Linked DNA regions of Homo sapiens: regions 1, 2 and 4 are each linked to region 3. Evidence: chromatin loops called from intact Hi-C (ENCODE). Cell type or tissue: dorsolateral prefrontal cortex. All regions are shown on one strand. Links, peaks and the distances in the headings refer to the core of each region. The heading gives the core; the rest is flanking DNA.

Region 1 (4,898 bases), core at 542-4,541, 140 kb after region 3:
CCAGAGACAGCCGCCATCACTTTCCATCCTGTTATGCCCCTGCCACTCCTCCGCCGAGTCTATTTCATCTCCTCTTCCCCTTGAATTTGGGTTGGGCTATGTGACTTGCTCTGACCAATGGAATGTGGCAGAAGAGCTACCATGTGACTTCCAAGCCAAGCATTTAAGAAGACAAGTAGCTTTTGCTAACTCTCTCTGAAGTCAGTTGCCATATGGGGAATAAAGACCACCATACCATGAGGGAGCCCAAACAGCCATGTGGAGAGAGAGATGACTCACTGGGGCTCCAGATATGTGAGTGGAGAATGTTCCACTTGTGGATATTCCAGCCCCAGAAAATCCTAGCTGAGCCCAGTGCAGATTCTCAAATTATGAGAAATGATAAGCTGTGGTTGTTTCAAACTCCTAAGTTTAGGGGCGGTTTGTTACACAGCACTAACTAACTGAAACACAGGTGTATGAACAACTCTGCCATAAGCTACTTTGGGGTCAAATCTTAGTGCACAGGTGCACACCTTTGATCATTTCCTAAAAACAAATAACTGGAAGTGGGTTCTGTGAATTTGAAATTTGGTGTCAACTTTGTTCCCAGAGAAGCTGTAGCAATGTCCATGAGCCATTCATTGGTGCATCCAGCATTTCATCCACAGCCTCTTCAGCACTGAGAGTTTCCTTTTCTTTTCCTAATTTTCAATTTCTATCATTTCAATAGGCCCATTTGCATTCATTCCAGAGAAGGTAACAGTGATGACAGCTTCTCTCTGATCATGGAGTGATAACCAAAAACCAGTAGGGCAGGTTGATTTGGAGCCAAGAGCCAAAATACTCATTCATTCAGAACTTACTGAGCAAGGTTTGGAGGAATGAAAACAACACATTAAATATTTATGGAGTCCTGGTGTGGTGGCTCACATCTGTAATCCCAGCACCAAGAGGCCGAGGCAGGTGTGAGGATCATTTGAGGCCATGAGTTCAACACCAGCTTGGACAACATAAGAGAAATTCTGTCTCTATAAAAACAGAAACAAAAATTAGCTGGGCGTGGTGGCTTGCGCCTATAGTCTCAGCTGCTTGGCAAGCTAAGGTGGGAGGATTGCTTGAACCCAGGAGGTCAAGGCTGCAGTGAGCCATGTTCACACCACTGTACTCTAGTCTGAGTGACAAGGCAAGACTCTACTTCAAAAAAAAAAGGAGACAAACTCACCTTCAACTCTTTCCCTCTGTTGACATCTCAGCGCTTTGGGAGGCCAAGGTAAGAGGGTTGCTTGACTCCAGGAATTTGAAACCAGCCTGGACAGCATAGTGAGACTCTGCCTCTACAAAATAAAAATAAATAAATAAAGTTGTTTTTCTTCTATTTCAGATCACTATCCACTTTAAGTCGTGGTTCTTGGCTGGGCATGGTGGCTCACACCTGTAATCCCAGCACTTTGGGAGGCAGAGGCAGGTGGATCACCTGAGGTCAGGAGTTCAAGACCAGCTTGACCAACATGCTGAAACCCCATCTCTACTAAAAATACAAAATTAGCCTGGCGTGGTGGCACGTGCATGTAATCCCAGCTACTTGGGAGGCTGAGGCAGGAGAATTGCTTGAACCTGCAAGGGAGAGGTGGCAGTGAGCTCAGATCACACCATTGCACTCCGGCCTAGGCAACAAGAGCGAAACCCCATCTCATAAAATAAAATAAATACAATAAAATAATAAAATAAAATAAAATAAATAAAATAAAATAAAACAGTGGTTCTCAGGCCAGCTGTGATGGCTCACACCTGTAATCTCAGCACTTTGGGAGGCCGAGGTGGGCAAATCACCTGAGGTCAGGAGTTTGAGACCAGCCTGGCCAACACGGTGGAACCCCATCTCTACTAAAAATACAAAAATTAGCCAGGCATGGTGGTTCATGCCTGTAGTCCCAGCTACTCAGGAGTTTGAGGCAGGAGAATCACTTGAACCCAGGAGGTGGAGGCTGCAGTGAGCCAAGATCACACCACTGCACCCCAGCCTGGACAACAGAGCAAGAGACCATCTCAAAAATAAAATAAAATAAAATAAAATAAATAAGTAAATAAATAAATAAATAGTGATTCTCAGCTGGGAGCGACTCTGCCCCCTGGAGGATACTTGGCAATGTCTGAGATACTTTTTACTGTTAGGGGGGCATTTTTTTTAATTGATGGGGGTAGGGGTGGGGGTGCTCCTGTTATCGAGTGGGTGGAGGCCAGAGATGCTGCTCAGCACCCTACAGTGGCCTGGGTGGCCTTTTGTACTTTCAAAGAATTCTCCAACTCAGATTTTCAATCGTGCCAAAGTTGAAAAACCCTACTTTAAGTGAAATGCAATAGAACAGGATCAAATAGAATAGAAAATATCAAAGGACATTGCTCAAATAATAAGTTTCATTTTATAAGACTTTTGTATTTTTGTGTACTCAGACACTATGTAAGATATGTTTCTCCTTGTGAGCCCTAATCAAAAAGGTTTAATGGGCTGAGTGCAGTGGCTCACGCCTGTAATCCCAGCACTTTGGGAGGCCAAGGCAGGAGGATTGCTCAAGCTCAGGAATTTGAGACCAGCCTCAGCAACATATCGATACCTTGTCTCTACAACAAAAACTTTAAAAACAGGAGAAGTGTCACTCCCTCTCCCTCTCCCTCTCCCCCCTCTCCCTTTCCCCACGGTCTCCCTCTCCCTCTCTTTCCACGGTCTCCCACTGATGCCGAGCCGAAGCTGGACTGTACTGCTGCCATCTCGGCTCACTGCAGCCTCCCTGCCTGATTCTCCTGCCTCAGCCTGCCGAGTGCCTGTGATTGCAGGCGCGCGCCACCACGCCTGACTGGTTTTCGTATTTTTTTGGTGGAGACGGGGTTTCGCTGTGTTGGCCGGGCTGGTCTCCAGCTCCTAAGTGCGAGTGATCCGCCAGCCTCGGCCTCCAGAGGTGCCGGGATTGCAGACGGAGTCTGGTTCACTCAGTGCTCAATGGTGCCCAGGCTGGAGTGCAGTGGCGTGATCTCGGCTTGCTACAACCTCCACCTCCCAGCCGCCTGCCTTGGCCTCCCAAAGTGCCGAGATTGCAGCCTCTGCCCGGCCGCCACCCTGTCTGGGAAGTGAGGAGCGTCTCTGCCTGGCCGCCCATCGTCTGGGACGTGAGGAGCCCCTCTGCCTGGCTACCCAGTCTGGAAAGTGAGGAGCGTCTCTGCCTGGCCACCACCCCATCTAGGAAGTGAGGAGCGCCTCTTCCCGGCCGCGACCCCATCTGGGAGGTGAGGAGCGTCTCTGCCCAGCCGCCCCGTCTGAGAAGTGAGGAGACCCTCCGCCTGGCAACCGCCCCATATGAGAAGTGAGGAGCCCCTCTGCCCAGCAGCCACCCCGTCTGGGAAATGAGGAGCGTCTCTGCCCGACAGCCACCCCACCCGGGAGGGAGGTGGGGGTCAGCCCCGCCAGGCCAGCCGCCCCGTCCGGGAGGGAGGTGGGGGGGGTCAGCCCCCCGCCCGGCCAGCCGCCCCGTCCGGGAGGTGAGGGGCGCCTCTGCCCGGCCACCCCTACTGGGAAGTGAGGAGCCCCTCTGCCCGGCCAGCCGCCCCGTCCAGGAGGGAGGTGGGGGGGTCAGCCCCCCACCCGGCCAGCCGCCCCGTCCGGGAGGGAGGTGGGGGGTTCAGCCCCCCGCCCGGCCAGCCGCTCCATCCGGGAGGGAGGTGGGGGGGTCAGCCCCCCGCCCGGCCAGCCGCCTCGGTCCGGGAGGTGAGGGGCGCCTCTGCCCGGCCACCCCTACTGGGAAGTGAGGAGCCCCTCTGCCCAGCCACCACCCCGTCTGGGAGGTGTACCCAATAGCTCATTGAGAACGGGCCATGATGACAATGGCGGTTTGGTGGAATAGAAAGGGGGGAAAGGCGGGGAAAGGATTGAGAAATCGGATGGTTGCCATGTCTGTGTAGAAAGAGGTAGACACGGGAGACTTTTCATTTTGTTCTGTACTAAGAAAAATTCTTCTGCCTTGGGATCCTGTTGATCGGTGACCTTACCCCCAACCCTGTGCTCTCTGAAACATGTGCTGTGTCCACTCAGGGTTAAATGGATTAAGGGCGGTGCAAGATGTGCTTTGTTAAACAGATGCTTGAAGGCAGCATGCTGGTTAAGAGTCATCACCACTCCCTAATCTCAAGTACCCAGGGACACAAACACTGCGGAAGGCCGCAGGGTCCTCTGCCTAGGAAAACCAGAGACCCTTGTTCACTTGTTTATCTGCTGACCCTCCCTCCACTATTGTCCTATGACCCTGCCAAATCCCCCTCTGCGAGAAACACCCAAGAATGATCAATAAAAAAATAAATAAAATAAATAAATAAATAAATAGACTGGACACCCTACTACCCATACCCAGTTTAAGATACAGATTACAACCAACACCGTTAAAGCCCTTTTGCATGCCCTTCTCCATCCCAGCCCCCTCCTAAATTTTGTTTATAATGATCTCGCTTTTCTTCATAATTTTACCTCCAAAATATGCATCTGTAAACAATATGCTGTTTTTGCAAGCTTTTGAACATTATATAAAATAAATCATACTGCATGTAAAAAAAAAAAAAAACTTTAAAAACATTAGCAGGTCCTGTTGGCGTGTGCCTGTGGTCCCAGCTACTTGGTAGACTGAGGTTGGGAGGATTCACCTGAGTCCAGAAGTATGAGGCTGCAGTGAGCTATGCACCAGAGCCAAACAAGATAGCAGAATGTTCTGCAGACAATAGAAAAAGAAACAAATGAATTAATGCAATTGTTTATGATGAAAGTCACACCAAGATGAAAATTAAACAAGGCAAATGTTCTAGAGTGCCTGGGATATTAGCAAAGGTGTTCAGGGAAGGCTTCTCTCAGGGATGACATCTGAGCTGAGACTTTTTTT
Region 2 (4,000 bases), core at 1-4,000, 54 kb after region 3:
GCGCAGTTGGGCGCGATGCCCCAGCTCTAACCTCACCTGGACGGTGCACTGGAGGAGAGAGAGGTGGGGAGATGAAGTCAGCACACGCCTCCAAGCAGGGGACTGTCCCCTTACCCACAGAGAACTTTCGATAAAGACCCCCAGCAGTGCAATACGCTCTCAACCCAGTGAGCAGCACACAGACGGCTTCCTATCGCGCCAGCACCTTGCCGCAGACGTCCCGTGCCTTCTCCCCTCCGTACTCCCACACAGACCCCGTGTCTCCTCTCATCCACCGCCTCATCCTCAATTCCACCCGCACAGCCTCCTCACCGGTCCCCAGCTCAGCCCAGCTCACTCCTGCCTCGGGGCCACCACACTGGCCTAGGATCCTCTGCTCCTGAGACTTCCCACACTGGCGCCTCTTGTCACTGGGCTCTCAGCTTGACTGTCCCTCTGCAGGGAAGCCTCCCCTGACCACCGATCCAAAAGCATCCACCACCGCTCCCATCACTCTATCATAGAGGATGCTCTTCCGAGCACTTTCACTATCAAAAGTCATCTTGCTGATGGCTGTCGGTGTCTCTGCCACCTAAGCTTGTTGACTCCAGCATTTTCATTCCCAAGCACGCATCACAGCGCCTCCCGGAGGCCCCTCTCCTTTCCCTAAGTCATCAGCTACAACACTGGCTTTCAGTTTCAAAAGCAGAATGGGAGGTTCCCAAGAAGAAGGCAGAGGCCAGCCTGCGGCCCCCTGGTGACCGGTCCCAGGTGGACCCGTGGCCTGGGCAGCCCAGCTCCCTCCGCTGAGCACATGTCGTGTCTGACACTTTGCTCTGAAATACAAGGCAGCTCAGGCCAGTTCCATGCCACTGAACACAAAGTTGCATGCCTTCAAAGCACTCTTCATACCTAGGTTGGCCAAAACCACCAACAGGGAACCTACAGTAAATATCCACCCTGCTTTGTAAAAACCTCCCCAGACTTTTCACAGATACGGCCCTGACACCCGCTATCAAATACAAGAATGTTACAAAATAAAGCAGCAGCCAAGCGCACACTTGCTTCTAAGTGCTGAGATAGCCGGGAGCCAGCCAGACCATGGCCTGAGTCCCACACCCTCCCCTGACAGAGCCGCCCTCCCGGGCCCCAGACCAGACAGCTCCCATCTGCGCCTTTCCACGCCATCGCTCGGCAACTGGCCAGGTGTGTCCCAGTGGCTGCAATCCCTCCAGTACCTGTCTCTTCTTTGGCATTTCGAGGCCCCGTTCAGACCCCGCCACCTGGCTGAGTGCCCCGGCGCCTGGCCGGCTTCCCTCCCTCTCCGTCCCCCTCTGAGCTCTCAGTTGTCACGCGATGGAGCCGCTGGGGCAGGCAGATCCTATCGCCCCCACCCCCGCCCGCCATGTTAAAGCTTTCCACGGCTTGTCACTCCCTCAGAAGGAAGCCCGAGCCCCGCGCACGTCTTCCACGCGTGTATTTCCTCAAGTCTGAGACGCTCGTCTCTTTTCATGTCCTAACCCTTTTGAAGTCAGAGTCCAGCCTGCACACAGGCGCACACGTGCACACACAGACACAGAAGCTGCTCCTGAGTTGGTGGCGCTGTCCTGGTATCTCAGAGTCCCAGAACTGAGGAAATGCAGGAAACGCGCACATTCCAGCTCAATCCTACAGCCAGCCCCAGACACACCAGGAACAGCCACCCTATCTCTCTTCATCTCTTCTAGTGCCGCAGCCTGGGTGCCCTAAGCTCGTTTCAAAACCCTACTCATCTCAAGTCCTGGCTCACACGCTGCCCTGTCCAGGGCCCTTTCTGGTAGCCACGCTGGAGACCAACCTTGAGTCCCCACAGAAGCCTGTGGACAGCTCCACGGGAGCCCCTTCATCCCATCCCCCGCTCCTGGGTTGCTGACGCAGCCCCCAGGGCCCCTGTGAACTCTCTGAGAGCAGGGACTACATCTTGTTCGTCCTCTTAGCCTCTATCTTGAAACCACGGGACAGGAGGCCTGGACGATGCTGGATTAATTAAACCAGAGAGCCTCTCAGGTCAGGGAGTTCTAAATGCTGCTTTTGGAGACGGCAGGGCCATGGTGGCAGATAAGGACAGGCCAGTTCCAGCATGTGGAAGAACTGGCCAGAGAGGCTGAGGGTCTGTGCGCACAGCAAGCCAGGTATAAGAAATGAGGCGGAGGCGTGCAATTTCTATTTGGCAACTTAAAAAGTAAACTGAAACATGTACATGATACAGATGTACAATTTTTATTTGTCAACTAAAAATTAATTTTTAAAAGGAAAGGGGGCAGAGGGGATTCCCTTGGCTCAGGACGACTGTCCCTCTGGAGTTCCCTGGGAAAAGAGGGCAGGGACTCCCTAGGGACCAGGCACACTGCAGGGGGTGCCTGGGATCAGGCCGGAGACAAAAGAAATAACCCGTCGTCATAAGTGGCTGACAGATATGGGAAACGGTCTCGGAGTCAAAAGCCCCCGGCCCTCTGTGTAAGGCCTGGGGTGCAGGCAGAAAAGGGCGAATGGCAAACTAACAGCAACCCCAGCCCATGAGGAGGCAACCAGAAGGAGTGGCTGGAAAAAGGGGTGAACACAGCCCAAAGCCACAGAACTGACAGGACCCGAGGGTGGAGGACATTCAGGTAACCCCAAGATCCGGGCAGCAGGGACATTCACGACCCCAGTGTGGGAAGAAAGTGGGGATGGACGGAAGATCAGGCGCACTCATAAACCCCCGGCGCTGCGGATTCATGAGGATCTCAGGTAAAAGTACCCCCACCAAACACACGAGGTGAGGGCTGAGCACCGGCATGGCAATACTCAGGCCAAGCACGAGTGTCTGCCTGAACACCACCGCATTCCAACAAACCCAAAACAACACTGACATTAGCCCCGAGCGGCCATGACCACCCTCTATGCTTACACGCCTGCGCCTCTGCCTTTTTCGCTAGAAAACAGGAAGGCAACCCCTGTCCCGCTGGGAGCATTACAGGTGAAAACTAAATGTACATATACATCATGGGAACAGCACCAGGATGCGGGAGAACGACCCCTGCTTCTGTGGAGCTGACTCCCACACAATGACAGTGTCTCCTCGGAATCGCTTATTCACTGACCCGGCCACTCAGACCTCGGCCGACTTCCCGGCATTTCTGATGACAGGGAGTTCCTACCCAGGGCACGCAGGCGGCAGAGCAGTTATTGTGAAAGAGTGAAAGACCGCGGTTCCACTGGAGAGGGGGAGGATGGAAGCACCAGAACTCCACCGCAGTGGCCAAAGTAAACAGGAAGGTTCCGAGGCAGCGATGGGTAATCTTTGCAGCCGGCAGGCCGGGCCCAAAGTGCTGCCCAGGCGACACTGATGCCCTGGGGGCTGGCGCCAACTTGAGCCTCAACACCCACTGTTAAGGACACACCCCAGACTTGGCCAACAGATGCGAAGTTCGGGTGCCCGGCCTGCTGCACCCAGGGGACTGTGGAGCGCTGAGGGGGGCACTCCCCGGAAGGGTGGAATAACAGAGTCTCTGCTGTTGTAGTAAAAAAGGAATCACAGATTCAGTAAGACGCTCAAGCCACGTCAACGGGAGGCAAGAAGTGGAGCCCCGGCCAACGCGTTTGACTTGTCAGGTCATGATAATTTATTAGCACAGCTAAGCCAATTCCATAGCCAAGGGTAACCACCCCCCTTCCCCCACACCACCTGGACTCTTTCCTTGGCCATTAGGACCAAAGAATTGAAGCTAATCAATTAGCTGTCTCTCTAGGAAGGGTGCCTGGCTGCAGAGGTTAAGTGACAGGCTCTCCAGAATGTCTTAGAGTGAATAATCTGATTGGTCAGTGGCTCTCCCCCAACTTTATCCCAGCAAGTTCCTTCAAGGCACCAGGAATGCCTGCTGCTGGGAGGCCACTTTTTTGGAACCTCTGGAATAGACGGCTGGAAATGAGCCGGGGGGCTGTGGTCTCAGGGATTTCCACTTCCCTGCACCTCTGGGACCACCCTGACACCCACTCCCCA
Region 3 (4,000 bases), core at 1-4,000:
CGAAGAGTCGTCCTCGTCGGACTCCTCGGACTGCAGGTCCTCCACCATGGAGCGCAGGGGTCCTGGGGAGGCGGGGCAGGGAGGGAGGGGAGACAAGGGCAGGGCTCCACTGAGCCTCCAGGGCCCCTCGCCCATGAGGCCACGCAGAGCTTCTTGACACTGGTGACCCCCAAATGCACACGCCCGTCCACCTGGGGGTCCCTGTGCCCATCTCTAAGAACTGCCCCCACACCGGCAGCCACCCGCTTCCCCTAGAACGCCCTGGCTCCCCCACCCCTCCCTACCTTCCTGGCCCTGCTCGCAGGCCTCAGGGGACTGGCCGGCAGTGGGCGCGCAGGGCCCCTCCATTGCTGCAGCCGGAGGAGAACCCCTCCTCTGCTCGGGGCACAGAGATCAGAAGCTCTGCCGAGAGCCCAGGGAGGGCGAGGGAGCCACAGCCTGGCTGGGAAGCTGGGCCTGGGGTCACAGATCTCTCTTCCTGCACCCTACGCCGGCCTGCCCACCCCCTCGGTAATCCCCTCTGCTGCTCCCAGTCCACCGTCCTCCCCTTTCTCCAGAGGCACACGGTTCCAGTCCCCTACAGACGGCATCTTGGTTTATATTCCTGTTACCAAGGCAACAGAGGGACACAAAGCCCTCAATTACCTTAGTCACATGATCCCGCTTCAGTAGGTCCCCCTCCCTTCCCGGCAGATAAGAACACTTGGAGCGAGTGTAGGCTTCAAGGGCCCCATCCCCCAGCCCCCTCGGCAACTGCACGGCTGAATTCCAGGCCAGACTCCCTCCACAACCCCGCACACTCCTCTCCCCCAGCCCCCCTGCAAAGGATTCCAGGCCAAGGGGGAAGGAGGCTCTTGTTCCAATCCAGGAGTGGAAACGCTTTTTGCCTGGGAGTGGGTGCTGGGGTCTGGACTGGGGCCGGGGGCTCAGGGCAGCTCTCCCACTGTGTCCTGCAGGCTGCCTGGTCCCCAGGGCCCTCCCCACTCTGGGGCAGGCTGGTGCAGCCAATGGGCCTATGTCCTTTCCCCAAAAAGCCGCCCCTACTCAGGGTGGCCTGCCTGGAGAGGGAGAGGGCACTCCAAACACTCCGGCAGCAGGAGACCCCGGCCGTCCACAGGCAGCCAGTGCCTCGCTGGCCCTGGGGAGCGGGTGGGATGGGCGGAGGAGGTGACGCCGTCCGTCCATGGTCCCCAGCAGCACAGGGAGAGTTCTGGCCATGGGCAGGGCCCTCACCAGAAGCCCCTCACCAGCCTGGCTCCAGGCACGGGGTGCATGCCAACAGCCACCACAAGGAACAGTGCCCCCGGGCCTGACTGGAGGTCTGGTGACTTGTTCCTGCTTTGCTTTTAAATATAGACTCCCCCAGGCCACCAAAACCCTCCATGTACAGATCTGCAGGGCCCAGCCTGTGCAGGCAGTGGACGCTGAGGAATGCCCATGTGGCCTGAGCTCCAGGCCCTCCCCGGCCCCATCCGTGCCCCCCAGCTGCTCTCCATACACACCTTGGCTGTGGTTCTGGGATGGCTCGAAGTCTGAGTCTGAGCTGGAGTCTGAGCTGGAGCTGGAGTTGGACGGGCTTGACTGGGCAGACTTCACCCAATGGTGGGATGGGCAGGGAGGGGAGAAAGGGAGAGCTGTCACCTTTCAGCAGAGACAAAGGGGGCCCCCTGGCAGCAGCTACGCTGAGTGGGTCTCCCCCAGACACCCCTAGGGTCCCAAGGGTACCCACGTGTGCCGCTGAGAACCCACTAAGGAGCCAGCGGCCAGGCCATGCGCAGCCTATAGCCTCCCGTGCCAGCCCTAGGACACCCGTGGATGTCTGGGTTTCCGGTAGCGCCAGGAGACCGTGTGGACCACGTGGGCTCTCCTGTCTACCCAGGCAGGTGCACAGGGTACTGGGAGGGAGGCTGGGGCAGGGGCTTGAAGTCCCACAGGTGGGTGGGCCTTGCCTTCGTCCAAGAGGGCAGGCATTGACTGGTGTCGCAAAAATGTCTGGAACAGGAAAGCTGGGTGTGGACACTTCTTGTTCTGACCCAGTGCTGTCCGGGGCTCAGGGGTGGCAGAGAGCTCTGTATCCCCACCCATTCGCTGCTCCTACCGCCAGCTGCCCAAGACACTGAAGAGCGTGCGTGCACAGGGGACAGAAGCCATGGGCAAGCCCGGCCCCACCCGCCTCCTCCTCCTGCAGCTGTCCTTCCAGGCTCAGCCACCAGGGGGCAGTAAAAGCCACAACAAGGACACAAGGGGTGGGATGCCAGGACAGAGGGTGACAGTGCAGGGCAGGCGTGTATGGGGCAGAGGCGTAGCTCCTGGGTGGACGGGAGGCAGGCACTGCAGACACCTGCACGGGGAGGGGCCCATTGTTCTGGGCCCACATTTCTGCCAATGAGCTCATCCCAAGGGGTGTGCCAGAGGACATGGCGGGCCCAGGGCAGCCCCCTCACCTTGGGGGCCCGTCTGGTGGAACTAGGTGGCTTGAGCCCCTCAGACCAGTCCCCTCCAGGGTCCTCCCTCCATCAGGAGGAGGCAGCTGGTCTGCTGGATTCTGGCAGGGGCCGCTGCAGCCGCCAGCCATGCAAGGGAAGCCGTGAACGGAGTACTGAGCTGGTGGGACTCAGGACCTTGAGTGCCTGGGAGCCCCCGGCCCCTCCCCTAGCATGTGGAGGAGACAGCCTCCACCCTGCAGAAGGGTCCCCACGAAAGCCCAAGGCCTCCCCAAGCAGCAGGTCCAGACTCACCCGTGCCTGAGAGGGAAGAGGGACTTCCCAAGGGTTTACTGCAGCCCAACCCAGCCCCCTCCTGCCCCTCAAACCAGCCCCTGCCAGCGCCCCTTCCCACCAACACATGGCGCTCCCTGATGAATCATCACTGGGAAAGCCTGCCGTGGTGCCCATCAGTCACTGCCCACTCAGGCTACCTGAGTCCCGGACACATACCCCAGAGCGTCCAGGACCCCTGGCTGGGCCTGCCTGGAGCTGGGTGATGCACAGCCTGGACTTCTGTTCTTGGGGGCCAGGGGTGAGTAAGAGGTGACCGAGAGATGGCCTATTTAACCCCAGCCTTCTAACCAGCAGGCCTTGCTACTCAGAACAAGGCCGTCCTATGTCAGCCTCAGTTTTCCCAGCACCGCCAGCTGCCTGCACACCGAGGCCAAGGCTAGTCCTCCCTTGACCTCCGGATGGAATCCCTGGGGCAGAGGGGTGGGCACCAACCTGGAGGGAGGTGGACTGGAGAAGTATCCAAGGTCCTGGCCCCATATCCCATGCACTTTCTCACTAAAGGTGGAGAGGGGGCAGTTCAGGCGGCCAAAGGAGGCTGCACAAGGTCAGCAGGGATGGAAGCAGAGAGGATGCTGAGCCCCGAGAGGCCCCCAAGCCTGTCCTGGCGCCGTGCCAGACAGAGGAAAGCCAGTCAGGCACACGCATCCCCTTTCCTTCCGCCCAAATCCAAGGGGCAGGGAGGAAAAGAATCCGGAAATGGTCTCAGCCAGAAGAGCCCTAAGGTGGTGTGATCAGAAGGGCCACCGGAGCACGCCCGGGGCTCAGAGGGAGGGCGGAGCAGACTGGGTCCACGACTGACTCCAGATCCCCAAGGGCCAGGGAGACCCCAAGGCAGCAGCTGGAGGACGTGGGAGCTCGGCTCGGGGACTCGGCCCAAAGAGTGGCCCTACGAGGGTGGGCGTGGGCCAGACCCCAGCTGGTGCAGATTCTTCCGATGGCCGGTTCTGGTAGCACAGCCACACACAGCCTCTGGGGAGGAGCAGCCCAAGACGGCCAAGGGGAAGCCAAGGGGCCAGTGGTCTGGAAGGCCGATGTGCTTCTTCACCATAGCAGCCTGGGCTTCGGTGAAGCCCCCGGGGGAAGAGGCGTCAGGGACTCTGTGCTGTTGGGGCCTGGGTCTCACTCCCGCACAGACCTCGGGGCGCTAAGCCGCATTGCTCAAAAGCCTCTCAGCACGCGGGGCGCTCTTCTTCGGCCAGGAGGAAGTCCCAAAGCCTCCT
Region 4 (4,898 bases), core at 420-4,419, 82 kb after region 3:
AGGAGGCAGACAGGTTCCTGGGTGGAAGGGGGTGGATCCCCGGTGAGGTCCCACCTTCAAGCCAGGGAGGCCCTGAAGCCTGGGGGCCAGGCTGCCAGTCCCACAGACCAGAGTGGGAACTTGTGGTGCCTTTTCCAGGCTGCCCATGGACCAATCAGCATGGACTTCCTCCCCTCTGAGGCCCATCAAAGCCCTGGGCTCAGCCATAGCTAGACAGATATAGGGATGACCAGCTGCAAAGAGAAGCAACCCACTCCAGGGCCTCCTCTCTGCTGAGAGCTGAGCACTTGACATGACGACTAGCTACAGAGAGGATCTACCCACTCCAGGGCCTTTTTTTTTTTTTTTCTGAGCTATTCTGTTGCTCAATAAAGCTCCTCTTCACCTTGCTCACCCTCCACTTGTCCGTGTACCTCATTCTTCTTGGGCGCAGGACAAGAGCTTGGGACCTGCCGAATGGCAGGACTGGAAGAGCTATAACACAAACAGGGCTGAAACACGCCCCTTGCTTGCCGTGTTGATGGTAATGAGAAGGAGAGAAGAGCTCCAGCCCTTCAGAAAGCCTAGACCTGGGAGCTCCCTGAGCCAGGGCAGTGACTCCCTCTTTGAGGCCCAGCATGAAGCTTGGAGTCTCCAAGCTTCTGGGCTCCACCATGGTCCCTGGTGGCAGCCATGGACGCTACTTGTGGTGCACCTGGCCAAGCCGCAGCCTTGCAGAGAGCCAGTGCCCATGCCGGCACCTGGAGCTGCTCACCCTGCTGCAGCAGCCGGTGTGTCTGACTGTGCACAGGGGCTAGACCCCATGCTTGCTTGAACACACACCCCTTGCCACTCCACACCTGGCACACCCTTGGCAGGTGTGGGATCCAGGCTGGTAGCAAGAGCCGAGTGTAGCCTGCCAGGTCAAGTGGGCAGAATGAGCCCAGTGGGCCTGAGCAAAACTCAGGCAAAGATGCCACCAGCCACAGAGGTTTACAGCCAGAAAAGTGACACCATCCCAAGAATTCTGCAATGGCACCACTGCACTCCAGGCTGGGTAATAGAGCAAGACCTTGTATCTATGAACCCTGAAGACATTATGCTAAGTGAAATAAGCCAGACACAAAAGGACAAATCCTGTGTGATTCCACTCCTCTCCTAGGAGTCAACAGAGGTCCCTCAAGTCAACAGATTCATAGAAACAGAAAATAGGCTGGTGGATGCCAGGAGCAGGGGAGGGTGCTGGGGAGTGAGTGTTTCATGGGGACAGTTTCATGCTGGGAAGATGAGAAAGTTCTGGAGATGGATGAAAGAAAGTCAAATGCTATACATTCTCACTTATAAGTGGTATCTAAATAATGTGTACACATGGGTGTAGAGTGTAGAATGATAGACATTGGGTGGGCGGGGGGGGTGGATGGAAGGAGAGAAAGTGATGAAAAATTGTATAACAGATACAAAGTATATTATTCAGGTGATGGATACACGAAAAGCCAAGACCACCATTATGCAATATATGCATGTGACAAACTGTACTTGTAGCCCTTCAACTTTTTAGATTTTTTTTTTTTTTTGAGACGGAGTCTCGCTCTGTCACCCAGGCTGGAGTGCAGTGGCGCGATCTCGGCTCACTGCAAGCTCCACCTCCCAGGTTCACGCCATTGTCTTGCCTCAGCTTCCCGAGTAGCTGGAACTACAGGCGCCCGCCACTACGCCCAGCTAATTTTTTGTATTTTTAGTAGAGATGGGGTTTCACCATGTTAGCCAGAATGGTCTTGATCTCCTGACCTCGTGATCCTCCCGCCTCGGCCTCCCAAAGTGCTGGGATTACAGGCGTGAGCCACCACGCCCAGCCTAGATTTTTAAATCTAGTCACCCAGGCTAGAGTGCAATGGCGCAATCATAGCTCACTGCAGCCTCAACCTCCCGGGCTCAAGCAATCCTCCCACCTCAGCCTCCCCAGTAGCTGGGACCACAGGCATGTGCCACCACATCCAGCTAATTTTTAAAATTTTTTTTTGTAGAGATAGGGTCTCCCTATGTTGCCCAGGCTGGTCTTGAACTCCAAAGAAAGTAACATTTTGGATGTTCTGGTCTTGCTTTTGGTCCATAACGGAACTGTTACTGTTAATACGTTAAGTCTCTACCGCCCTCTAGTGGTTCACTTTATTTGCACCCCGGGAACAACGTTGAGTGTTCCCTTTTTATTTTGCCTAGTAGACGGTCCAGCCCTCTTTTGGGTACTTTTTGGAATTCCTTTTGGCCTCCAACCTGTTTCCTGTAAGCTCCCAGTTTGCTGCCTGCCACAAAAGTACACACACAGCCACCTGTTGCAATACACATACATAAGTATATATTTTTTTGAGATGGAGTCTGGCTCTGTCGCCCAGTCTGGAGTGCAGTGGTGTGATCTCGGCTCACTGCAACCTCCGCCTCCTGGGTTCAAGCGATTCTCCTGCCTCAGCCTCCCGAGTAGCTGGGATTACAGGTGCCCACCACCATGCCCGGCTAAACTTTGTATTCTTAGTAGAGATGGGGTTTCACCATGTTGGCCAGGCTGGTTTTGCACTCCTAACCTCAGGTGATCCGCCAACCTTGACCTCCCAAAGTGTGGTGAATACAGTTGTGAGCCACTGTGCCTGACCAGTGATTTTCATTTCCCTAACAACAATGATATTGAGCATCTTCATGTGTGCCTGGAGCTGCTATTATTATTATTATTATTATTATTATTATTATTATTATTATTTTGACAGAGTTTTGCTCTTGTCACCCAGGCTGGAATGCAGTGGCGTGATCTCAGCTCACTGCAACCTCTGCCTCCTGGGTTCAAGTGATTCTCCTGCCTCAGCCTCCTGAATAGCTGGGATTACAAGTGTGTGCCACCACACCCGGCTAATTTTTTGTATTTTTAGTGGAGACAGGGTTTCACCATGTTGGCCAGACTGGTCTCGAACTCTTGACCTCAGGTGGTCTGCCCGCTTTGTCCTCCCAAAGTGCTGGGATTATAGGCATAAGCCCACTGCACCCAGCATTTTTTTTTTTGAGACAGTTTCACTCTGTCGTCCAGTTTGGAGGGCAGTGGTACAATCTCAGCTTACTGCAACCTCCGCCAATTGGGTTCAAGCGATTCTTCTGCCCTAGTCTCCCGAGTAGCTGGAATCACAAGTGTGTGACACCATGCCCAGCTAATTTTTTGTATTTTAGTAGAGATGGGGTTTCACTATGTTGCCCAGGCTGGTCTCGAACTCCTTATCTCAGGCAATCTACTCACCTTGGCCTTTCAAAGTGCTAGGATTACAAGCGTGAGCCACTGCTCCAGCCCTTTTTTCTTTTTCTTTTTTTTTTTTTTTTTTCAGACAGGGTCTCACTCTGTCACTCAGGCTGGAGTGCAGTGGTGTGATCATGGCTCACTGCAGCCTCAACCTCCCTGGCTCATGAAGCGATCCTCCTGCCTCAGCCTCCCAAGTAGCTAAGACCACAGGTGTACACCACCATGCTTGGCTAATTCTTAATTTGTTTGTAGAGACAGGTTCTCGCTATGTTGCCCAGGCTGGTCTCAAAAAATCCTCTCACCTCGGTCTCCCAAAACACTGGGATTACAGGCATGAGCCACCAAGCCCAGCCTGTGCTTGGAGCTTTTGAGTTCACTTTTAAACTTGGAAAGAAGGCAGCCTAGCCCTCCTGGTGGCCGCTCCCACCCATGAAGCCAGCCAGAGGGACGAAGAGAGCCTGGCCCTGGTGACATCATTTGAAGCCTGGACCCAGCCAGGTCTGCAGCCTGGGGCTGAACTTCAAAAGTAGATATGCTGGCCAGGCACAGTGGCTCACGCCTATAATCCCAGCACTTTGGGAGGCTGAGGTGGGCAGATCACCTGAGCTCAGGAGTTCCAGATCAGCCTGGGCAACATGGTTAAACCCCACCTCTACTAAAAATACAAAAATTAGCTGGCATGCTTGCATGCACCTGCAGTCCCAGCTACTTAGGAGGCTGAGGCAGAAGAATTGTTTGAACCCAGAAGGTAGAGGTTGCAGTGAGCCGAGATTGTGCCACTGCACTCCAGCCTGGGTGACAGAGCAAGACTCTGTCTCAAATAAACAAACAAAAGTACATATTGCTGATTGTCCGTTTGTGATTTCAGTCAGTTGGGGTTGAATATTTTGTCCTTTTTCACCAACAGACCTTCCTGATTAAGCGGATCACCTGAGGTCAGGAGTTCAAAACCAGCCTGGCCAACATGGTAAAACCCTGTCTCTATTAAAAATACAAAAATTACCCGGGTATGGTGGTGGGTGCCTGTCATCCCAGCTGCTTCGGGGGCTGAGGCATGAGAATTGCTTGAACCCAGGAGGTGGAGGTTGCAGTGAGCCAAGATCGCACCACTGCACTCCAGTCTAGGCAACAGAGATCCTGTCTCAAAAAAAAAAAAAAGTATATATGCTGATTGTCCATTTGTGATTTCAGGCAGTTGGGGTTGAATATTTTGTCCTTTGTCACCAAGAGACCTTCCCTGATGGAGACTAGGATGTGCAAGGGTCATGTAGCTTGTTAGAATTATAGACTGGAGGCTGGGCACGGTGGCTCACGCCTGTAATCCCAGCACTTTGGGAGGCCGAGGCAGGTGGATCACTAGGTCAGTAGATCGAGACCATCTGGCTAACACGGTGAAACCTGTCTCTACTAAAAATACAAAAAATTAGTCGGGCGTGGTGGCGGGCGCCTGTAGTCCCAGCTACATAGGAGGCTGAGGCAGGAGAATAGCGTGAACCCGGGAGGTGGAGCTTGCAGTGAACCGAGATCACGCCACTGCACTCCAGCCTGGGCTACAAAGTGAGATTGCGTCTCAAAAAAAAAAAAAAAAAAAGAGTTACAGACTGGATTGGGAGGCCGAGGTGGGCAGATCATGAGGTCAGGAGTT

What was found. Peaks named below come from ENCODE experiments on the same cell type or tissue, not always from the same donor. Only the 100,000 strongest peaks of a DNase experiment are listed, where the experiment ranks them.
Region 1: it touches region 3 in a loop (4-fold over the local background); 13 of 110 quality-filtered maps call a loop at or near these places.
Region 2: a loop joins it to region 3, with 3 times the contacts of the local background. A loop is called at or near these places in 57 of 110 quality-filtered maps.
Region 4: it touches region 3 in a loop (6-fold over the local background); 86 of 110 quality-filtered maps call a loop at or near these places.

What each region holds. Positions count from the first base shown.
Region 1 is chr19:6,352,152-6,357,049 of GRCh38, forward strand. It overlaps a transcript of ACER1 not described here. Among named protein-coding and RNA genes, the nearest start is that of CLPP, 6.9 kb to the right of the region's middle. In dorsolateral prefrontal cortex, for the core only: CTCF peaks have their summits at 2,107 (motif pointing left) and 2,306; no DNase peak of the experiment used is centred there.
Region 2 is chr19:6,270,712-6,274,711 of GRCh38, forward strand. MLLT1 (MLLT1 super elongation complex subunit) reads right to left here. Exons shown (of 12, transcript NM_005934.4): 2 at 1-48. Among named protein-coding and RNA genes, the nearest start is that of MLLT1, 7.3 kb to the right of the region's middle. RefSeq lists an enhancer at 2,385-2,984. In dorsolateral prefrontal cortex, for the core only: a CTCF peak has its summit at 1,571; DNase peaks (open chromatin) are centred at 1,150, 1,590 and 3,210; H3K4me3 peaks cover 3,050 bases; H3K27ac peaks cover 4,000 bases.
Region 3 is chr19:6,216,452-6,220,451 of GRCh38, forward strand. MLLT1 (MLLT1 super elongation complex subunit) reads right to left here. Exons shown (of 12, transcript NM_005934.4): 7 at 1,503-1,590; 8 at 1-62. Among named protein-coding and RNA genes, the nearest start is that of MLLT1, 62 kb to the right of the region's middle. RefSeq lists an enhancer at 291-1,205. In dorsolateral prefrontal cortex, for the core only: CTCF peaks have their summits at 2,216 (motif pointing right) and 2,418; a DNase peak (open chromatin) is centred at 2,220; H3K4me3 peaks cover 237 bases; H3K27ac peaks cover 3,107 bases.
Region 4 is chr19:6,297,823-6,302,720 of GRCh38, forward strand. No RefSeq gene overlaps it. Among named protein-coding and RNA genes, the nearest start is that of MLLT1, 20 kb to the left of the region's middle. In dorsolateral prefrontal cortex, for the core only: a CTCF peak has its summit at 2,139 (motif pointing left); a DNase peak (open chromatin) is centred at 2,159.